Regions from separate parts of the Homo sapiens genome. Here region 2 is linked to region 1. Evidence: read pairs that join two places in POLR2A ChIA-PET (ENCODE). Cell type or tissue: A673. All regions are shown on one strand. Each heading gives the region's core, and the rest is flanking DNA. Links, peaks and the distances in the headings are about the cores only.

What was found. Peaks named below come from ENCODE experiments on the same cell type or tissue, not always from the same donor. Only the 100,000 strongest peaks of a DNase experiment are listed, where the experiment ranks them.
Region 2: POLR2A ChIA-PET joins it to region 1 with 7 read pairs; 2 of 35 experiments call an interaction of 5 or more read pairs at or near these places.

The regions. Positions count from the first base shown.
Region 1 is chr3:32,768,162-32,773,538 of GRCh38, forward strand. CNOT10 (CCR4-NOT transcription complex subunit 10) reads left to right here. Exons shown (of 19, transcript NM_015442.3): 18 at 1,726-1,801; 19 at 5,296-5,377. Among named protein-coding and RNA genes, the nearest start is that of CNOT10-AS1, 33 kb to the left of the region's middle. In A673, for the core only: no CTCF peak of the experiment used is centred there; no DNase peak of the experiment used is centred there.
Region 2 is chr3:33,118,752-33,124,128 of GRCh38, forward strand. It overlaps CRTAP (cartilage associated protein), which reads left to right. Exons shown (of 7, transcript NM_006371.5): 2 at 1,593-1,742. Among named protein-coding and RNA genes, the nearest start is that of CRTAP, 7.4 kb to the left of the region's middle. In A673, for the core only: no CTCF peak of the experiment used is centred there; no DNase peak of the experiment used is centred there; H3K27ac peaks cover 638 bases.

The DNA.
Region 1 (5,377 bases), core at 243-5,242:
TTAAGTATCATAAAGATGTTGCCTTGAATTCTTGTATTTTAAAAAAAGCTTCAGACTGTGGTCATTGAAAAAAACAGTAAATAAAATGTGTTACTAGCCACTTGGATGGAAAACAGAGATTTTACTATCCACAAAATGGGCCGGGCACAGTGGCTCACATCTGTAATCCCAGCACTTTGGGAGGCCAAGGCGGGTGGATCATCTGAGGTGAGGAGTTCAAGACTAGCCTGGACAACATGATGAAACCCCGTCTATACTAAAAATACAAGAAATTAGCTGGGCGTGGTGGCAGGAGCCTGTAATCCCAGCTACTTGGGAGGCTGAGGCAGAAGAATCGCTTGAACCCAGGAGGCGGAGGTTGCAGTGAGCCTAGATCGTGCAATTGCACTCCAGCCTGGGCAACAAGAGCAAAACTCCGTCTCAAAAAAAAAAAATCCACAAAATGGTATAAAGACGATCTTGCCTATACAGCTTGCCTAGAAAGCTAGGCTTAGATATATAAAATCTCATTTTCTGAAAAGAGTTGTTATACCTCAGTGTTGTGGCGAGAGGAATAAAAGCCTCCCCACCTCATTCATGAGGAACTTCTTAGAAGCACATGCTCTGGGCAACATGCCCCGCTAGTCTGAGATTTCTCCTAATGCTGCCAGAAACCAACCTAGTACACGTTTCTGGTCTTCCCCAACATCTCCCACGTTCAAGCTGCTACCTTCAGTACCATTTCTCCCCATTTTCTACCTGTGAGATATCTACCCTGCAAGGACTAAAGCAGGCCTCCCTTACCCCAAAGCTCTGTTTGAAAGAAACTTCTTCCTTTCTCTCCATATTCACAGCACATTCACTGCCTTTCTCCCTGGCATTTACGTAACTGTGTTTGGATTATTGTTAGTTATTTGCATGCTTGTTTGTTATCAGGGGAAGTCCCTGTCTTATCTCCATACCCACCTCTGTTCAATAAGTATTTGTAGAAGTCTATTATCTGATTAGATTAAGAGAAGAGGCAGAGCTGTCTGGAAGCAATGAGCAACTAAAACTAGATGGGGAAGTACAAGTTGATAATAAGGTGAGGAATATTTTGGCTGTAGCTCAAAGAGGCCCAGACTGAGGAAATAAACCTGTAATTTCAGCACTTCTGTCCAGAGCAGTCCAGGCTTCCTTCTTCAGGACTGGATCAGAGAGAAACTGCTGGCCGATGCTATGGCTCTTACTCAGATCTAAGGGCAGCATGTTGCCTAAACTAGTAAATTATTTTATTGGACTAAATTGAAGTGTGTTTCAGTCCTTAAGAATGGAGACCTCAAACATGCTACGTGGTACGTTTTTTCTGTATTACTATAAGTTTGAATTATTATTCCTGACATTGACAACTTACAGTTTGTAATACTGAAGTGTTACTTAGGAAAACAAATGGGCATGCAGATTTTGATGTAATTGCAACTGTATGTGTCTGTTGTGAAAGCCACCAGCAGAATTGGATGGTTGACTGTAGTATCGGGGTGTCCAGTCACCCATCTCAAAACCCAGAGTATTACATGTCTAGCTTAATTGTTAGGTTTTAAGACAAAAGGAACTGAGGCTCATCAGAGCAGAACAACAGGTAGTCCCTAGGAAGTCACGTGGGAATGAGCTTGAATAAGTTTGTTACCTTGTTGGTTGGCAGATGTACTTGGAGTGTGTATCTTAAGCTTTTGTTTTTTCACGGGCATCTTTCTGTTTTGAGCAAAGGCGGCTTCAATGATCCATCCTAAAGAGGTGCCCCCTGAGGCCATCTTGCTGGCAGTCTACCTTGAACTGCAGAATGGTGAGTAATTCTCTCTGTTTAGGACTTTATCCCTTGAAAGAGCCTGAGATTTTTTGGTTGGGAGACAGGGTCTCACTGTGTTGCCCAGGCTGGAGTGCAGTGGTACCATCAGAGCTCACTGCAGCCTCCAAACTCCTAGGCTCAAGCAGCCTTCCCACCTCAGCCTTCCAGGTAGCTGGGACTACAGGTGCACGCCACTGAGCCCAACTAATTTTTTAAATTTTTTTTAGAGATGTGGTCTCGCTTTGTTGCCCAGGCTGCTCTCAAACTCATGGGCTCAAGCAGTCCTCCCATCTTACCCTCCCTAGTAGCTGGGATGACAAGCATAAGCCACCATGCTCAGCCAAGGCTGAGATTTTTTTTTTTTTTTTTTTTTTTTTTGAGACAGAGTCTTGCTCTGTAGCCCAGGCTGGAGTGCAGTGGCGCGATCTCGGCTCACTGCAAGTTCCGCCTCCCGGGTTCATGCCATTCTCCTGCCTCAGCCTCCTGAGTAGCTAGGACTACAGGCGCCCGCCACCACGCCCACCTAATTTTGTGTATTTTTAGTAGAGACAGGGTTTCACCGTGTTGGCCACGATGGTCTCGATCTCCTGACCTCATGATCTGCCCACCTCGGCCTCCCAAAGTGCTTGGATTACAGGCGTGAGCCACCGCACCCGGCAAGGCTGAGATTTTTAATGTCTGTTTTTTCTCTTCAGAGTCAGAAATTTGCCTTCCTTGAAGATAGGTGACCCATCAAATTCTTTTTTTTTTTTCTTTTTTGAGATGGAGTCTCGCTCTGTCACCCAGGCTGGAGTGCAGTGGCACTATCTCAGCTCACTGCAACCTCCGCCTCCCGGGTTCAAGGTTCAAGAGATTCTCCTGTCTCAGCCTCTCAAGTAGCTGGGATTACAGGCACCCACCAACATGCCTGGTTAATTTTTGTATTTTTAGTAGAGACCGGGTTCACCACGTTGGCCAAGCTGGTCTTGAACTTCTGACCTCAGGTGATCTGCCTGCCTCGGCCTCTTAAAGTGCTGGGATTATAGGCGTGAGCCAGAGCGACGACCCATCAAATTCTTCTACATAAAAATATAGTTAGGAGCTGGGCGCAGTGGCACATGCCTATAATCCCAGCACTTTGGGAGGCTGAGGTGGGCTGATCACCAGAGTTCAGGAGTTCAAGACCAGCCTGGGCAACATGGCAAAACCCCATCTCTACAAAAAATACAAAAATTAGCTGGGTGTGGTGGTGTGCGCCTGTAGTTCCAGCTACTGGGAAGGCTGAGATTGGAGGATCACTTGAGCCCTGGAGGTTGAGGCTGCAGTGAACTGAGATCATGCCAGAATAAGACCTTGTCTAAAAAAATAATAATAGGCCGGGCACAGTGGCTCACGCCTATAATCCCAGCACTTTGGGAGGCCGACACGGGTGGATCATTTGAGGTCAGGAGTTCGAAACCAGCCTAGCCAACATGGTAAAACCCCATCTTTACTGAAAATACAAAAATTAGCCAGGCGTGGTGGCGCATGCCTGTAATCCAGGTACTTAGGAGGCTGAAGCAGGAGAATCGCTTGAGCCTGGGAGGTGGGAGGTTGCAGTGAGCCGAGACACACCACTGCACTCCAATCTGGGCGACAGAGTGAAACCCTGTCTCAAATAATAATAATAATAAATACCTATATCTATCTAGATAGATAGATAGATAAATAGATAAATTGATAGATATAGTTAGGGAGTTTTTGGTATCCTACAAATACTCCTTACAAGTTAAGCTTATCTCCTTTTATCTGAGAAAATACAGAATCATAACTTCAGACACTTAATTATAATTAATCACTATTAATTAACCTTTCTCCTAGGCAGCTAAATGACTGAGAACATGAGTTAGAATGCAGTTGCTTTGAGTTATACACCATAGTATTTTGAACACATATTAACAAGTTTTACAGTAAGCCAGTTCTTGCTGAGAATTATTTATTCAAACATAAATTCAGGTCATGCCTCTAGGGCATATACGATCTCCAAGATGTATCTCACTAGAAGAAAGGCTGTTGGCTCTAAATATGAGATAGCATGAAGTAGAAAAGAGACATGAATGAGAGAGATTAGAAGGGACAGAAATAGGCCAGGTGCGGTGGCTCATGCATGTAATCCCAACACTTTGGGAGGCCGAGGCGGGCAGATCATGAGGTCAGGAGATCGAGACCATCCTGGCTAACATGGTGAAACCCTGTCTCTACTAAAAATACACAAAATTAGCTGGGCGTGTTGGCATACAGTTGTAGTTCCAGCTACTCAGCAGGCTGAGGCAGGAGAATTGCTTGAATCCGGAGGCGGAGGTTGCACTGAGCCGAGATCGTGCCACTGCACTCCAGTCTGAACGACAGAGCGAGACTCCGTCTCAAAAAAAAAAAGGGACATAAATGAAGTCACAGCCAAGCATGGAGTCCTAGCTACTCTGGAGGCTGAGGCGGGAGGATTGCTTAAGGCCAAGAGTTCAAGGCTATAGTGTGCAGTATTGCTCCTGTGAACAGTCACTGCACTCCAGCCTGGGCAATATAGTGAGACCCTGTCTCTTTTTTAAAAAATAAAAAATTTTAAAAAGGCTGGGCACAGTAGCTCATGCCCGTAATCCCAGCTACTCTGGAGGCTGAGGCAGGAGAATTGCTTGAATCTGGGAGATGGAGGTTGCAGTGAGCCGTAATCGCCCCACTGCACTCTAGCCTGGGCCACAGAACAAGACTCTGTCTCAAAAAAAACCCAATGTTCTAAGGCATAACTCCTTGTTGACCTTGGGAACTCTTACAAGGCTCCCTTTTTTTTAATAGCTGAAGAAGGGGTCTTTAGTGCCTGGCACCCAGCGGGCCTTAGCCTCCTTAAAGATGTGATTAGGGTTAGTGCATTGCCCTAGATTGTTTCATTGTTTTTTGTTTGTCTTGAGACAGGGTCTCACTTTGTCACCCAGGCTGGAATGTAGTGGCGTGATCTTGGCTCACTGCAGCCTTGACCTCCCAGGTTCAAGCAGCCCTCCTGCCTCAGCCCCCCAAGTAGCTGGGACTACAGGCATGCACCACCATGCCCAGCTAATTTTTGTATTTTTTTGTAGAGACGGGGTTTCACCATGGTACCCAAGCTGGTCTCGAACTCCTGAGCTCAGGCGATCTGCCCACCTTGGCCTCCCAAAGTACTAGGGTTACAGGCATGAACCAACCCTCCCAGATGATTGTTTCTTTTATACAGCCCACCTATAACAAGTTCTCTACCTGGGCTATACCTTAGAATCACTGGGAAGCTTTTTAAAATTCCATTGCCTGGGCCATGCCCTACATCGCTTAAATCAGAATTTCTGGGGATAAGATGGAGGCTTTATGGGATTCCAGTATACAGCCAAGGCTGCAGATGACAGCTCTTCTAGATCATCTTTTACCTCCCCAGCAGGATTTTCATGTCTTGCTTTGTGTGTGGCAGTATTGTTCTGTGCTTTGTTTTTTAACGGGAAGTGTTTTTATAGGTAATACTCAGCTGGCCTTACAGATCATCAAAAGGAATCAGCTGCTCCCTGCAGTGAAAACACACTCTGAAGTGAGAAAGAA
Region 2 (5,377 bases), core at 117-5,116, 350 kb after region 1:
CATGGGGGCCCTCTGGTTGGTGGTCATGAGTCCTCACAGGGAGGCCTCTGCATCCTTATTTGCCTGCCCTCCTGAGGTCCTGCCATAACATACCTGTTCTTCCTGAGGACTTCTGCCGTCTTGAACACTGCCGATAAGTGCCAGCCCTGAAGCTCCGGGGCCCGCAGCCCTGCTGCTCTCACAGATCCCAAGGGAAACTTTTTTCCTAGCCTGGGAGATTCCCTTTCTCCCTCTTCTTCTCCCAGGCCAGTCAGCTTCTTCCTGCAGCTCCTCTCCAATTTCTTTCTCCCCTCAAACCTGTCAGGCTCTTTTGTGAGTGCAGGCTTTTTTCAAGTGAATAATTTGCTGGTTCTGACCAGATATCTACCTCCCCTGAGACAGTGAAACTCAGAATCATTGGCCCCTTCAATGGAGAGAAGACAGAGGGGAAAAGAGAGGAAAATGTGAATTAATTTTATTATATTTTATGGTCATAATGTCATTATGTTCAAATCACAGATACTTATTGTGTCCTGCCTTGTCCTGAGGACTGTGTGAGGCACCAGGAATCCAGATAATGAATGACACACAGCTGGGTCCCCCGAGGATCATAGTCTGATGGGGGAGATAGACGTACCACTGAGATTGTAGGGTGGCGTAAAATGCGGGAAGACAGAACCCAGAACTAGCCCAACAGAGAGGCTCTTAATTGAGGCCACTAGGAGACAGGGAGAACTTAACAGAATATATGGTCCATGCAGGTGGGGATTTTTTTTTCCTGTTTTGCTTATTGTTATAGACCCACAACCTAGAAATGGTGCTCTTGTAATATGACGTTTATTGCTGCATGAATGGATGAATAAGTGAGGAGGTGGTGGAGTCATTGAGAATGTTAGCAGAAGGTCTGTGGGGGATTTGGGAAAACAATATATTTGTCAAGGTGCCAGTGGAAAAGATATGGTGCAGTCATATTGGGTAATTGGAGGAAAGTTTAAGAAGGTGGTTATTTACAAAGGTGTGTGCAGTGCATGGGGAATCCACAAGAGATAGTGTTCTGCCACAGGGGTGATAGCAGTGGGATATGACCAACCCTAGGCCAAAAGGGGCAGGGGAGAGAGCAGTGATTGAAACCGGGAAGGAGGGAGACTCTATGGAGAGGGTCACCTTGAGAAGAACTGTGATCTTCAATTAAGGGACATAGCAGCCCAAGAGGACTGTGCAGGGAGGGAACCAGGAAATGAAATAACATGACCTTACTCTCTTCCCTTCCTCAGTCATCTACTGGGGCTCCTCATGGGTGAACCTCTTTGGAAGCCAGAGAGCGAGGGAGTCTGTTGTTATAGTCCACACAGGCCAGCCTCCTGGGGCATGTAGCCAGTGCAGAGTAGATTGGGAAAGGCAGACCGAGGCCATCCAGACAGTCGCTTTCAGGAAATCAGCACTTGTCTCACAGTGCCTGGACTTGGTCTTGAGGGGCCCTGGAAGTCATGGAACCTTTAGCTGGAAAAGTTATAGCAACACAAAGTTTCTGAAGGACTAAGCAGATATTCTTGTTTTACAAAAATTACCACTTAGCATCCATGGAGTAGCTTTTATGTTCTTTGTCCTTTTAGGCAAATAATCTCCCCAAAGCCATCGCCGCTGCTCACACCTTTCTACTGAAGCATCCTGATGACGAAATGATGAAGAGGAACATGGCATATTATAAGAGCCTGCCTGGTGCCGAGGACTACATTAAAGACCTGGAAACCAAGTCATATGAAGTATGTTTGGATTTTTATGTGGCAGTTAGTGGCAACCTGGACTGTTAAAGAAATGTCTCTCCATAAGCAGCTGCTGATAGCTAAGGACCTCTAGTGATTTTTGGTGACATTTGCTGAATATTATGACAATAGAAATGATTGACTTTTAGCACAAAGTGATCCATTTAATAATGATATTTTGTATGCCGTGATGATTTTAAAAGCCATGTTCCCTTTAAATGCTACATTTTAGAAATATGGTCATTTAATTATTTAGTTTTAAGAGGGTAGATTAAAGACATATCTTGGAAATCATCTAAAATGACCAGGAACACAAGAAATAGAAACATAAATCTCCAGTTTTGATGAAATGAGAAGGCATATATTTTTATACACACTTGCACACAAACGCACCCTAAATATATTAAGGTAGAAAATGAAGACGAGTTAGGAAGGCTGATGTGACAGAGTAGAGGACACTTAAATCTGCGCATCTACGAAGAAGAGTTTTGATGAGAATTAGTCGTAAGAACAACAATAAGAAAGAACGATCTCGCCCTTTTGAGCACTCACTATTGTCAAGGTCTTCTGGAACTCAGGCACTGGGGGCCTGGGTTTCAAGCAAGGGCAGGGCATTGTTGAAAATGGGAATTTGGCTGGGCACAGTGGCTCATGCCTGTAATCCCAGCACTTTGGGAGGCCGAGGCGGATGGATCACCTGAGGTCAGGAGTTTGAGACCAGCCTGGCCAATATGGTGAAACCCCGTCTCTACTAAAAATACAAAAATTAGCTGGGCGTGGTGACTCAGCATGTCTGTAAACCCAGCTACTCGAGAGGCTGAGGCAGGAGAATCACTTCATCCCGGGAGACAGAGGTTGCAATGAGCTGAGATTGCGCCACTGCACTCCAGCCTGGGCGACAGAGCGAGACTCTGTCTCAAAAAAAATGAAAGAAAATGGGGATATGTGGAAAATATCCACTAGAAGTTATAGTTCCCAAGGCCTGACCACAGGGTTTTCTGTAGAGTGATCAGATCTCAGGCTCACTTTTTGACTGCTAGGGAAAATGTATGTGTGGAAGTCTCTTTTTGGGGGTATCTGTCAGTTTTCCAGGGAAGACTTCACCAGCCTTCTGCAGGGCTGGTGGGGTGCGCATACTCCTCTGCTGGTGTCTGAGAACCAGTGTGGGGAGAGGGACAGGGTCACCCAGGTGAGTAGGAATACTTCACCTGCTTCCTGATTTTAGCCTCATGCCTCCACTTGGCCTCTGCTACGTCTGGTCCCTGACTCCTCAGCCTTTATGGGTAAAGTCTCTAGAATAAACTGCCACTCTCTGGTGAAGAGTGGCTTTGGGAGATATGATCTCTTGGGTGGGTGGGTAGGTGCTGGGAGCGGACCCAGGACCCCAACAGCCTGTTCAAACTTGCAGCCCTGCTTCTAGCTCCATGCCTTACCCCAGCCTCCCGTGGTCCCTCATGCCTGCGCATGCCAATGGGACATATAGCTTGCTTCCCCTCTGGCCCCTCCTTTGTGACTATTTCACTTCCTGCCTTTCCAAAAGTTGTTGAAATCTCATCTGCTGCTTGCTCCCTTCCCATTCTCCCATAAAAGCAATTTATGCCTTTCATAGTCTTCACTGTTGTTTTCATAGGGTTTGGGGAACGAAGCCGAGTGCGTGTGGTCAGTGCCCTGGGCTTATCTGGAATTCAGCTAGTCCTGTTGGCCCTCACTGGAGCCCTTTTGGGGTGGCTGTGCTGCCCTCCTGTGTGATCAGGGGCCTCCTCTTTCTGCTTGGTCCTTCTTGCTGCTGCTGCTGCCCCGCTGCTTCTGCAGAACCAGCTGTCTGGAGTTGGCTACTTATTGACCCATTCTTCAGGAAAGGCTCCTTCAGTTCTCAGCCTGTCTTATTTCCAGGGCATGTGGCCTGCCCAGGAGGTTTAAGAAAATCCACCCTCGGCCAGGCGCGGTCCTCATGCCTGTAATCCCAGCACTTTGGGAGGCCAAGGTGGGTGGATCACGAGGTCAGGAGTTCAAGACCAGCTGGGGCAAGATGGTGAAACCCTGTCTCTACTAAAAATACAAAAAAATTAGCCAGGCGTGGTGGCAGGCACCTGTAATCCTAGCTACTCGGGAGACTGAGGCAGAGAGAATTGCCTGAACCCAGGAGTTGGAGGTTGCAGTGAGCTGAGATTGCACCACTGCATTCGAGCCTGGGCAACAGAGCAAGACTCTGTCTCAAAAAAAAAAAAAAAAAAAAAAAGAAGAAGAAAATCCACTGTCTTTACCTGAGGCCTTAAGCTTGGTGAAAATTCTAGGTCTAAGGGGTGCCCTCAGATACCACCATTCCAGAGCAGCTGAGAACTCCAAATGGAGGGTCCCATGCTTATTCAGGGCCTGTCCTGGCCTCTGCAAGTTAGCAGGTTTTGTGTGTATCCAGGATCTCTACTTATTTCTTGGAGACCAAGCTACTTCCTTGGTCCTAGTTTATTTCTCTCTCTCTTTTTTTTTTGAGATGAAGTCTCGCCCTGTTGCCCAGGCTGCAGTGCAACGGCACGATCTTGGCTTACTGCAACCTCCACCTCCTGGGTTCAAATGATTCTCCTGCCTCAGCCTCCTGTTATTTCTCTTCTAATCGAGTCTAATCAACAATTAGCAGAAAGTCCTTGAAGTTTCCACTATCTGGCATGTGGTTGCCCTTCCTAGTAACTAGTGCTGATGCATGGTGGCACTTCTGTTTAACTGCATTGTCGGAGGAAGTGGGGTGACAGACACCTGCTGATATGGTTTGGATCTGTGTCTCCACCTAAATCTCATGTCCAGTTGTAATCCCCAGGGTTGGAGGTGGGGCCTGGTGGGAGGTGATTGGATCATGGGAGTGGATCCTTTATTAATGGTTTAGCACCATCCTCTCTGTGCCATTCTCATGATAGTGAGTGAGTTATCATGAGACCTAGTTGTTTAAAAGTGTGTAACACCTCCCCGCTCTCTTCCTTCTTCTCTGGCCATGTGAAGTGCCGGCTCCCTGTTTGCCTTCTGCCGTGATTGTAAGTTTCCTGAGGCCTCCCCAGAAGCAGAAGCTGCTATGCTTCCTGTATAGCCTGCAGAACCATGAACCAATTAAACCTCTTTTATTTATAAATTACCCAGTCTCGGTTTTTTTTTTTTTTTTTTTTTTTTGACAGAGTCTCGCTCTGTCACCCAGGCTGGAGTACAGTGGCACAATCTCAGCTTACTGCCACCTCCGCCTCCTAGGTTCAAGTGATTCTTGTGCCTCAGCCTCGTGAGTAGCTGGGACTACAAGCATGTGACTACACCTGGTAATTTCTATATTTTTAGTACAGATGGGGTTTCCCTATATTGGCCATGCTAGAGGTATTTCTTTATAGCAATGTGAGAACAGACTAATATACCTGCTCTCAAACTTACATTTTTCTTTTCGTTCCATTTTAAAAACCAGTTTTATTGAGGTACTATTTATATACAATATATTTATCAATTTTAAGTGTATAATGCAGTAAGTTTTGACAAATACATCCAGTCCTGTAACTGCCATCATAGTTACGACATAGAATATTTTCATCACCCCTGAACAATTTCCTCTTGTCCTTTTGTAGTCAAGTTTTTGCTGTAACCCCTGACTTCTGGCAGCCACTGAT